Regions from separate parts of the Homo sapiens genome. Here region 1 is linked to region 2. Evidence: chromatin contacts called from ENCODE Hi-C or POLR2A ChIA-PET data. All regions are on one chromosome and are shown on one strand. Each heading gives the region's core, a stretch centred on a gene start or an enhancer-like site at or near the end of the contact. The rest is flanking DNA. Distances are from core to core; before and after follow the strand shown.

Region 1 (6,079 bases), core at 1,491-3,990, 150 kb before region 2:
CCGGGCACGGTGGCTCCTGCCTGTAATCCCAGCACTTTGAGAGGCGGAGGCGGGTGGATCACGAGGTCAGGAGATGGAGACCATCCTGGCTAACACGGTGAAACCCCGTCTCTACTAAAAATACAAAAAATTAGCCGGGCGTGGTGGCGGGCGCCTGTAGTCCCAGCTACTTGGGAGGCTGAGGCAGGAGAATGGCGTGAACCCAGGAGGCGGAGGTTGCAGTGAGCCGAGATCGCGCCACCGCACTCCAGCCTGGGCGACGGAACGAGACTCCGTCTCAAACAAAACAAAACAAAAAACTATTTAAGAAGAAGGGGAAGATTGTGGATATTAATATTTTAATAATATTTGTCCTAGTTATACATTAATGAGTACGTATACACACAAAAATAAGAATCAGGGCAAACATATTCTGAGTTCCAAATGGATGATGCAATCAGTAGATGCTATAGGATTAAGGGCCAAAATATGTGTTTGGGCCCCAGATGAATTTCCTCATAGTGATCTCACCACTGCGGTGCAGTGAAATAAATCCTGGACCTCAGGCCAGGGGAGCGCAGCTCCTGGCTCTGTCCCTTAGCCCTGGGTGGGTCATCTGGAACAAACACCTTAACTCTTCGAGCCTCTGGTTCCTCATCTGTGGAGATAGGGATGATTATACTAGCAGTATTCCTATGAGAAGAGCTTGGAGGCTCTGTGACATAATGGACACTTAGCCCTTCAGAGCTCAGGGAATGATTGTTCAGTCTGAATCCTTCAGTTCTAAATTCTTTATGAGTGGGACCCAGGGAGAGGCAAGCGATGCTGTGACCGGAGTTCAAGACCTGTTTTGCAACAAAGTAACCGAAACCCACCAAACATATAAACTCTGTCCGGGCATGGATTTTTGTCCTTTTTGTTCACTAATATACCCCAAGTGCCTACAATGATGCCTGGCCCATTGTAGGAGCCCAGTAGGTATTTGGTAAATTAAACAAATTTTATGTTGCAGTATAAGATACATTTTGGTGCCTTTGAAACCTAGGTCTCAGACATTGCTAGGGAGAATGACTATTGCAATAGCTTTTTGAGGTGCAATCAGGCAGAAACTATCCAAGTTCAAAATGCACACATACATCTTTGCAGGTACAATATAAATTTCTATGCTCCAGGTAGTCAACTAAATATTACTACAGCTCATCTGCATATTAACTAGCCCTGCCTATTATAGTAGTAGCTATCATTTACTGAGCATGTACATAGTGTAAAGTAGTGGCTCAGAGCACAAACTCTGAAGAAGAGTCCCTTGCTTTAAACCCTGGCTCTGGCTGGGCAGGGTGGCTCACGCCTGTAATCCCAGCACTTCGGGAGGCCAAGGCGGGCTGATCACGAGGTCACCAGATAGAGACCATCCTGGCTAACATAGTGAAACCCCGTCTCTACTAAAAATACAAAAAAAAAAAAAATTAGTTGGGCGTGGTGGTGGGTGCCTGTGGTCCCAGCTACTTGGGAGGCTGAGGCAGGAGAATGGCATGAACCCGGCAGGTGGAGCTTGCAGTGAGCCGAGATTGTGCCACTGCACTCCAGCCTGCGTGACAGAGTGAGACTCCGTCTCAAAAAAAAACAACAACAACAACAAAAAAAACCTGACTCTGCCATATACCAGTTAATGTGACTTGGATTTAGTCATTTTAACCTGTTTCTTTGTCTGCAAAATATGGATGATATCAGCACCCACCTACCTCAGGGGTTTTTAACAGTATTAAAGGGGTTCAGATATGGAAATGCTTATGACAGCCTTTGCTACACAAAGAGTTCACGTTCACTTTTTATTCATAGGGACTTCGGATGCTCGACTCAGTTCTTGTATAGCTGAAGCTTAGAGAAGTTAAATAATGAAGGTTAGAAGCAGCTAGTCAGCTACAGAACTGGAACTTGAACTCTTATCCCTCTACCCCAGTGCCTGGAGGCTTAACCATCCCATTCCTCAGTGACAGGAGATAGCACCAACATATTTTCCTTGATTCACAAAGTATTTCTGTCCTGATCCATGTTTTCCAAGTATTCCGCCCTGATCCTTGTCACAATCACCATGCTTGAGGTTAAGAAAACAACAAACATCATCATCCCCAGGTAACCTTGCCACCCCCAATAAGACTCGTGGCTGGTAGGCTGGTGGGCAGAGCTTCCTCTGGTGACATAACGAAGGGTCCAGAACTGGTTCTCCCTCCATCTGACCCCAAACCTGAATTTCCACCATAAAACAATCCTGCCCTTATTTCCCTTTGACTCATTTTTTTTCTTCTAAATTTACTTCCTCTTACGGTATTGCTTCCCTTTTTGAAAAATGCTTGTAATTCTTTTTGGGACAAGGTGGGTTATAAATACACTCATTAGCTTCCATGCTGGGGACTAGGGGCTGGATAGCCCTGAAGAGGCTCAGGCTGGGGCCTCCACCCTAGGTCTGTGTCTCTTGCAGGAGCTCTGGAGAGAAGGCCTGGTACTGAGAGGCAGGGTAATCAATTTCTCCTCAGTGCTGAGGCCTGTTTCTCGTTAGGGCCCTGGCTCCACGTGGCTCTGTGCCCTCCCTGCCCCACCCCCATACATGCTATTCCAGGCTCTGAGCACCCAGCCACGGCTTATTTTCCTGCCATGATGAGGGTTAAACAGCGAGTGGTTATTGAATGCCTGCTGTGTGCAGAGACCAGGCTGGGGACCACAGTGGCGAGGCCGAGGGGGTATGGCAGGAGAAAAGAAAGGCCCAGCCCTTGGGGATTTGCACGCCTGGCACAGACAGCAACAGCGACAGCCACAGCCACAACAGTAATAACAACAGTGTGGCAAGAGGACCAACTAGGAACCAGTAGAATGGCAGGCTCCAGAGCTGTGACCCTGTCTGACCCATGAGTACGTCCTGGTAGGAATGTTCACACTTTAGTGCTTTGGGGATTAGGTACCCTTCGGGGGGTAGAGGGGATGGGATGTGAGCAGGACCATGCATTTTGCTCCTCAGTGCCCATCAGGGTGTCTCCTGGGGAGTTTCCTCAGGCGGCCACGGTTCTGGAATGGACTTTCACTTCTGTCTTTATAGTCATCTGCTCGGTTCTCTTGGTTACATCACTGAGAATCTGTCTCTGATTATTTCCCCATCAACAACAGAGAGTCTGTGTTTGCACGTACCCACCGGCGACAGCTGGGTGGATAACGGCACCCTGATTGCCTTCGCATAGGGTCTCCCAACCCAGATCCTCACATGAACAAAGACAAAACTGTGGCCCTGGGTTTGCTCAAGGTCACACAATGAGAAACAATGTGAAGTGGGACTTGGATCTTCTTGTTCCCTGTGCGGGGCTCGTGGAAAATCAACATTGCTCCTAGCAAGACGGTCCTGCTGCATTTTAATAAGGTGGAAATGCCCCGGTCTGTTTTGTTTTTCCTCTCTCTTTCCAAAACCTTTGAGCGCAGAGCTTCTTATCCACGAGTGTTTACTGAACACGTCTATGTCTCTGGCACTTGCGAAGCCCTGTAGGAGCTACAGAGATCTAAAGACCTGTTTCGCAGGGACTGTCCAAACCCAGGTCTGACTCTGAAGACAGCCCCAGCTACATAGCAGGTTGGATCTTGGGAGGGAATTTAGAAGTTTTTTTGTCATAGTGGAAGGAATTGGATAAAAATTCCAAATACTCGGTTTGCATTTTTGTTGTTTTTTTCCAACTGGGCAGCATTTCCACCCACTTTGGGTTTTATATTGAGTGCAAACAGCGCTGCCAAGAGGCAATGTTCTACCTTCAAATCAGGAGGCCGCTTCACAGTTCTGAACCCTGGGGTAGCTGCTTCTCATGACCTTCCAAGTTGCTGGGCATTCAGATTCTAGAAACGTAATTGGGCTTTCGGGGTCTGCTTGCATCCTCCTGGCTAAAATAGCTCAGGCCATAAAAATACCAGAATGAGAATACTTGCAGCAACCTCACATCCACATATTCCAAGCAGAGGCCATTAAAACCTCCACATGACACTGGTGCTGCTCTTCAATGCCACAGGAGCACACAGCTGAATGGAAAAGGAAGGGGCATTTTCAGGGTGAGTTCAGCACCCATCAGTATAAGCTTTCATTTATCCTCCTAAAAAATCATCTTGCAGCCTTTCAGAATAATTGATAAAGTTTGAGTCCCTTTTGACATGGTTTTACCAGGCCACATTAAGGCATGGTCTTTACATATTGCCTTTGTCAATGTGAGTAATTAAATCTCTGGTTGGGAGAGACAAGGTTCAGTAACATTTGGTGGTTCTGACCTACCCATTCCACTCTACCTCTGCCAGCCATCTAGTCCAAACCACCTCCATGTTTTGCCTAGAATCTCAAAGAGCACCTTATCTGACTTGTCTACCCTCAGTTTTCCCCTTTCACATCCATTCTCCACAAAGCACATGTGTAATTTTTTTCAAAGACACACCTGGTCATGATCCTCCTTGACTGATTGACTAAGACAGTGTCTTACTCTGTTGCCCAGGCTGGAGTGCAGTGGTGCAGTCATGGCTCACTGTAGCCTCAACTTCCTGGGCTCAGGCAATTCTCTCACCTCAGCCTGCCAAGTAGCCGGGACTGCAGGTGTGCACCACCACACCCAGCTAATTTTTGTATTTATTTTGTAGAGATGGGGTTTTGCCATGTTGCCTAGGTTGCTCGCAAACTCCCAGGCTTAAGTGATCCACCCAGACCTCAGCCTCAGCCTCCCAAAATGCTGGGATTACAAGCATGAGCCACTATGCTCGCCCTCAATCCTCCCCTATTTAAAACCCTCTAGGAGCTCCCCACTGTCTCCAAGTCCAAACATCACCCCAGAGCTTAGGAAGCCCTCAGTGACCTGGCCCAACCCCACCCCTCTGGCTTCACCTTGCCCCATTTCTAGCTTGGTGGAAATCCTCGGATGTTCCATGCTTTCTCTTCAAGGTTTTCAAACCTGCCAGCATCTCTGGAAGCTTTCCCTCTGTCCTTCACTGTGCTTATTCACATTTACCCTTTGGGTCTCAGTTACTATTCCATGAGAAGAGGGAGCAAATCTCTCATTCATTACTTGTAGTGGGTGGAATGGTGGCCCCCTTCCCAAATGATATGTTCTTCTAGTCCCTGGGAATGTGACCTTATTTGCAAAAAGAGTCTTTGCAGGAGTAATTAACTTAAAGATATCCTGATAAAGTCATCTTAGATTATCCAGGTGAGCCTTAAAACCAAGAGAAAGGCAGAGGGAGATTTGAGACACAGAGCAGAAGGCCATGTGATGGTGGCTGCAGAGATTAAAGCCTTGCAGCCATGAGCCAAAAAGCACATGGAGCCACTAGAAGCTAAGAGGCAAGGAACTGAATTTCCCCCGGGGTCTTTGGCGATAGGGAGGGTGGCCCTGATGACACCGTGATTTCAGACTTCTGGTCTCCAGAACTCTGACAGAGTAAATTTCTGTTGTTTTAAGCCACTCAGCTGGTGATAATTTGTTACATCAGCCCTAGAAAGCCAATGCAGTGCCATGCCCCTCACCCCCAATGTGCTGCCCGGCACTGAACAAATTCAATCCAGAGACTGGCAAGGAGGTGAGAGGGATGCGGGAGGCGGGAGTGGGGAGATGAACTGAGAGGTGCTGAAGGTTAGCCATTTCTAGAGGCACCTCCAATTTATGGGTGTCGCTCTCTGCTTTGAGGAGGGTCCCTAGCGTGAGAGTGTGTGATCTGCCACCCTGTTTTCGTGACACTCCAGTGTTTCTCCTATTATCTCAGGACGTGTTGTGAAATCTCAGAAATATTCTTGCGGCAAAATCGTTCACTTCTAGATAGGTAGTTGTGAATTTAAAAAGCACATTTCAGTCGTTTAGCAAATATAGCTTAGCATCTGTAAGAGTCCTTCAAACTTTATATGAGTTGATTTTCTCCCTGAAATTTGTTCCTTTTCCAGTTGTTTTTGTCCCTCTTTGATGTAGTCGTCCCCTTCCCTCCCTCCCTTCCTTCCTTCCCCCCCCTTCCTTCCTCTCTCCCTCCCTCCCTTCTTCCTTCCTTCCTTCCTTCTTTTTTTCTTTCTTTCTCTCTCTCTTTTTCTTTCTTTCTTTCTCTT
Region 2 (5,447 bases), core at 381-2,880:
AAATGATCTGCCTGCCTCAGCCTCCCAAAGTGCTGGGATTATAGGCATAAGCCACCACACCCAGCCTAACTTTAAACTTTGATACAATTTTAGACTCACAGAAAAGTTACATGAATAATAAAAATAATTCTCATAGGCCTACATACTTTTCACCCAGATTCCCCCAATGTTAACATTTTATCACTTTGCTTTATCCTGTATCTCGATCTATCTCCACATCTGCATCCTCACTAGTATTATATTTTTTCTGAACTGTTTGAGACACAATGTCCCTTTACATATTTCAGTGTGTATTTCCTAAAAATAAGAACATTCTCTGAATGTACAATGACAAAATTCAGGAAATTAACATTGATACAATACCTTTATCTAGTAAACAGGCCTTATTCAGATTTCACCAATTGTCCCAATACTGTCCTTTAAAGAACAGCATTTTGCTTTAAAGCAAAAGATAATCCCACATCATGCATTGCATTCAGTTGTCACGTGTCTGCAGTCTCCTTTAATCTGCAACACTTCCTCAATCTTTGTCTTTCATGATATTGACATTTTTGAAGAATACGGACCAGCTATTTTGTAGAATGTTTTTCAAGTGACATTTGCGTGATGTTTCCTCATGAGTAGATTTAGGTTATGCTATTTTTTTTTTGCAGGAATAACACAAATATGATGTTGTGTTGTTGTGTTTTCCCCAGTGCATCACATCAGGAGGCAAATGCTGTGGATTTTTCTCATCTCTTGTAACACTAACTGATCAGTTAGTTAAGGTGGTATCTGCTAGGTTTTATCATTGGAGGGTTATTAGTTTTGCTTTGTCATTAAGAATCTGGAGGGCGGATACTTTGAGACTATCTAAATAGTCTGTTATTTCTCAAACTTGCCCACTCCTTAGCATCCATTAGTGTTCTTACTTGAATCAATTATCATTAGGACGGTTGCCAAATGGTAGAACCCAGACTCTTGACCTTTCTATTTCAATCAGCAAATAATGTGCATGGCCTTCACATCTTCTGCATAGGCCTCCATGCCTTCGCTCACGGCTTCCTCTCTCTTGAAACATCCTTCTACCCCTTAATATTTGCCAACTTTTTTTTTCAAGACCCTCTGAGGATTCATCTCCAAGGATCGACTTCCTGTTTCACCTCAACCTACAGTGACCATTCTCTTCACCTCCTTTGTACTCCTGCCTTTAACATTTCTCAGTTTCCAAGCATTTCTTGAATGTTGGCTTTTCCTTACCATGTGACTAGGGCTATGTTATCTTTGACAACATATTTTATAAACTCTCTGCAGTTAAGGATGAGTTTTTTAAAATTTCCAAAATTTTGAGGGAGGATATGTGGTCCTAGTGTGTGTGAGCCACCACACAAATTCAACAGCACCCCAAATGCTCACCACTGCCCTCTTCATCAAGACAGGATCATTGATCAGGTGCTTGGACACTGTGGCAAAGTAAAATCACCTTAAACATTTCTAAACCCTCCATTTCTGTATTTAACATGGGCCAATAACATTTCAGTAACCCATATTAGGACAACTCCTTCCTCTTCCTACATCCATCCCACTCTTAGACCCGAGAGAGAGAGAGAAAATGATGGTAATCAGATGAAAAATAAAATCGTTTTCCCCCGATTGCCTCCATTCCATTTGATTTTGACAAGATTCCTCTCTGTGACATAATAACCACCAAAGAAGCCTGAGGCTTCATGGATAAGGAAGTAATAAACAGCATCTTCTAATTGAGAAGGAGTTTGAAGGACATAAAGGGAACATTAAGATTAAGGGAAATAACTCCTGACAGCATAATATTCTGAAGGAATAGGCAGATCTGCATTTGCCCTTTGAATAATTGAGTCTACAGCAATCAAATGGATAAACCAACTTCCACTCCATCTCCCTTGGCAAAAACAGAGCTCTTCATGTGCAATTCCAATATAATAAAAGATTGCCATTTTTGAGGCTGGGTGTGGTGGCTCACACTTGTAATCCCAGCATTTTGGCTAAGGCGGGCGGATCACCTGAGGTCGGGAGTTCGAGACCAGCCTGACCAACATGGAGGAATCCCAGTCTCTACTAAAATACAAAATTAGCCGGGCGTGGTAGTGCATGCCTGTAATCCCAGCTACTCGGAAGGCTGAGGCAGGAGAATTGCTTGAACCCAGGAGGCGGAAGTTGTGGTGAGCCGAGATCATGCCATTGCACTCTAGCCTGGGCAACAAGAGCGAAACTCTGTCTCAAAAAAAAAAAAAAAAAAAAAGATTGTCATTTTTAAAAAGTTTGTCAACTCTCTATTACATGCCGCTCAGGCACCGTGGTCAGTACTGGGAATGAAGAGGTAAATAAAACACAGTTCTTGCCCTCATGGAGCTGATATCCCACTGGGGGAGGCAGGGGTAAGCCCACAGGGGAGAAAAATAAGAAACCTTGAGAACATAGGAGCAAAGTTGAGTACAGGTGGGAGGTGGGGAAGGAAGATATGGTCTCCCAGCAAAGATGCCAGCTAGGCAGAGGTGGGCAGGAGCTCCCCACACTCAAAGGACTGCCTAAGCCCTGGTGTGACTGGGCACAGAAAGGCAGAAAGGGCCTGGATGAGGCTGGACGAGCCAGCAGAAGCCAGACGTGGGCCCTGGGGGCTAAAATCTGAGTCCTAGCATTGATTGAGAAAGCGATTGAGAATGCTTGACAAGGGAAGTGATGGAATGAGATTGCATTTTTAAATGGATCTCTCTATCATAGAATGTGCTGGCGGGGTCAGAGTGGGCTTACTTAGCAGGACTAGTTAGGGGGCTCTTGACTGGGTCTGGGCCGGAGAGGACACTGGCTTGGATGAGACAGTGGAATCTCTTGCTCTTTTCATCTTTGGGGGACCTGCCAACAACCAAACTAATTAAATTCTTGTAGGGTTGAGCGGGCAGCATTCCCATTTATTCAGATGGAAACACTGTTAGAGGGGGCCCTAATCAAGGTATTTCTGCCCCCTACGGGTGGTGAAGAGAAACAGCTTCTTGGAGAGGCAGAGAGTACAAGCCACATGGAGCCCAGGTATGTGGGCTGCTGAAAGATTGTTACGGGACTGAATACTTCCCCTGTCAATGCACAGGAGGCCATTCCTAGCTCCTTCTGCCCCACCACTGATGTTGTTTTCATCCAGCATATCTTAAAAAGGACAGGCCTATAATAGGAAATTAAAGCTGGGTTTTGGCTTAGAACCTATGAACAACCCAGTTCCCTATCCAGCAAAAGTCCCACTGATTGGGAACGGAGGGGAGGGCTGGGTGAATTAGACTGAATTTTCAATTACAGCATGTTTTAAAAAAAAAAAAAAACACAGCATGATGACTTTCAAGGACAAAGGTGAACCAATTAGGAGTAAATGGTTTTCCTTTCTCTAATAGGCTAAGAGGCAGCCACGGTGTTATTACCCACAGGTGTGCTCCCATCGGCCGTGAGGCATATTGCTAATGACAAGAATAAGAAAATATTCATAATAAGGCAGTTATCACCTACTGAGTATTTACCATTAGCAGGCACATTGCCAAGCATTTAGTTTGCATAATCAGATCCAATCCTAACGGACCCTCCAGCATAGGAGTTCTATTATCATACCCATTCTGCAGATGAGAATGCTAAGACTCAAAGAGGGTAAGTAACTCACCCAGCGCCACACAGCCTATAAGTGAGGGGGTCAGAATGGGAATCTGAGATTGTCTGACTTCCAAGCCTATAGTCTACTTCTAACAATGGAGAAGACATCAATGGTTTTGTGTGAATTACTTATTTTGTAAATTAAAGTGAGTTCATGGTCATCCCTCTGTGAATGTCACTCTCAGTTGCAAGTACTGGTGGCTCCAGGGAGTGTGTATGACCCTGGGTGTATCAAAGACATGGGTCCTGCTGGCAAAGGTCATGTGCCTTCTATGTTCAACAGGAGAAAGGCTGAGAACTAATGGCCTGGTGAAGAGATAGCAGACTGATCCCAGGGAAAAGATGTCTGTGTGGGTCTGTCTTAGACCACCCCTCTTGAACTTTCAGCCTCCTTTCCCCTTTACTCCATGTGCTGGTGGCCTTCTTCAAGGTGCCTGCTTCGCATCCCCAGGGCTGTATGGCTCTGTGACTCCCTGGCCTCTGAAATGCCCTGCATGGATCATCTGAATCCTAGGGACAGCCTCCCGCTATGGGGTCCCAGGCAGTGAGGCTTGCTGGGACCCAGGAAGCTCCTCATCTAAAAATAAACTGAGCGGCCCCTAACTTCAGCCCCTCTAATCCAGTCTTCCCAAAAGCAGGCAGAGGAAAGTTTTGAAGGTCAGGCCGACACTCTCGCTCACCTTGAGATGCCTCAGCAGTTCCCCTTACCTTTGGTACATGGTTCAAATGATGCTTCCTGGACCTGCCCTCTTCTTACTTCTCCAGGCCTGGCTCTTTCTCTCACTCTACCCTCACTCTACCCTCCAGCTATATTCAGCTGTTAGCAGTTCTCCAAATGCCCTCGTGTACTCTCGCCTCTCTTGCCTTTGTCTGTGCTGAAGCTGCCACCTGTAATGCAGTTTCTTCCCACTCCCTACTTCCTAAGACTCAGAGCTGGAAGTGGTAGCACATGCCTATAATCCCAGCACTTTGGGAGGCTGAGATGGGTGGATCACCCGAGGTCAGGATTTCAAGACCAGCCTGGCCAACATGCTGAAACCCCGTCTCTACTAAAAATAAAAAAATTAGCAGGGCGTGGTGGTGGGCGCCTGTAATCCCAGCTACTCGGGAGGCTGAGGCAGGAGAATTGCTTGAACTTGGGAGGTGGAGGTTGCATGAAGTCGAGATCGCACCCACTGCATTCCAGCCTGGGTCGAGCAAGACTCTGCCTCAAAAAAAAAAAAAAAACACAAAAAAAAACTCAGCTCTGGGGTTACCTTTTCTGGGACACTTTTCCTGACTTCCCTTGCACCTCTGTCTGCATTCCGGCCTTCTTCTCCCAACTGTGAGCATATTTCTATAATAGACTTTCTCACATTGTGTTACGGTGGGTGCACGTGTGTGTTTTCTGCTTGTTTCCTCTATTCTCAGTGAGCACCAGGTGAATCACATGCACATTGAAACCTGAGAATCGCTGGTCTCTTTGCCCAGGAGGAAAAGGGGATGGGTTGGATACAGAGCTTGCCAGTCTCTGCCAGTTTTGCTGATGTACCCAATCAGAAGCCATGTCTTTGATTGAAAACCTGTGCTTGTCCCTATCACAGCTGCTTCATAGAGGTTAGGGGTATGAGCTCTGAATTTAGACATACGAGTCTCCACCCTGTTACCACCTATTACCTGTGTGGCTTTGGGTGAGTTGCTTGCCTTCTCTGAGCTTCAGTTTCTCATCTGTTGGGTGGAGATCATTAATAATACAATTAAATGAGATAATTAATGTGAAGAAAATCCTTTCTGCACAGTTCTTGGCACAAAACGAATGCTCA

Evidence for each region. Hi-C counts contacts between places; a loop is a spot of excess contacts on that map. ChIA-PET counts read pairs that join two places held with the same protein, here RNA polymerase II (POLR2A). Pooled maps may share reads with other maps.
Region 1: a pooled map shows a loop between it and region 2 (2.1-fold over the local background). The contact joins the enhancer-like site here to the promoter of LINC02357 in region 2. A Hi-C loop is called at or near these places in 1 of 168 maps with a recorded cell type or tissue (CD14-positive monocyte) and 3 of 50 pooled maps. POLR2A ChIA-PET finds 5 or more read pairs at or near these places in 1 of 52 experiments (activated T-cell).

The regions. Positions count from the first base shown.
Region 1 is chr4:26,215,309-26,221,387 of GRCh38, reverse strand. The region is part of intron 1 of LOC124900690 (a long non-coding RNA gene); the gene reads left to right. It also overlaps a transcript of RBPJ not described here. Among named protein-coding and RNA genes, the nearest start is that of RBPJ, 100 kb to the left of the region's middle. RefSeq lists an enhancer at 3,159-3,218. Within about 2 kb of position 2,740, at least 7 of the 41 ENCODE cell types and tissues checked have a DNase peak (open chromatin) inside an H3K27ac peak, as active enhancers do; they include CD14-positive monocyte, where a contact is called at or near this core.
Region 2 is chr4:26,066,937-26,072,383 of GRCh38, reverse strand. It overlaps LINC02357 (long intergenic non-protein coding RNA 2357), which reads right to left and starts at 1,630. Exons shown (of 3, transcript XR_925506.3): 1 at 364-1,630.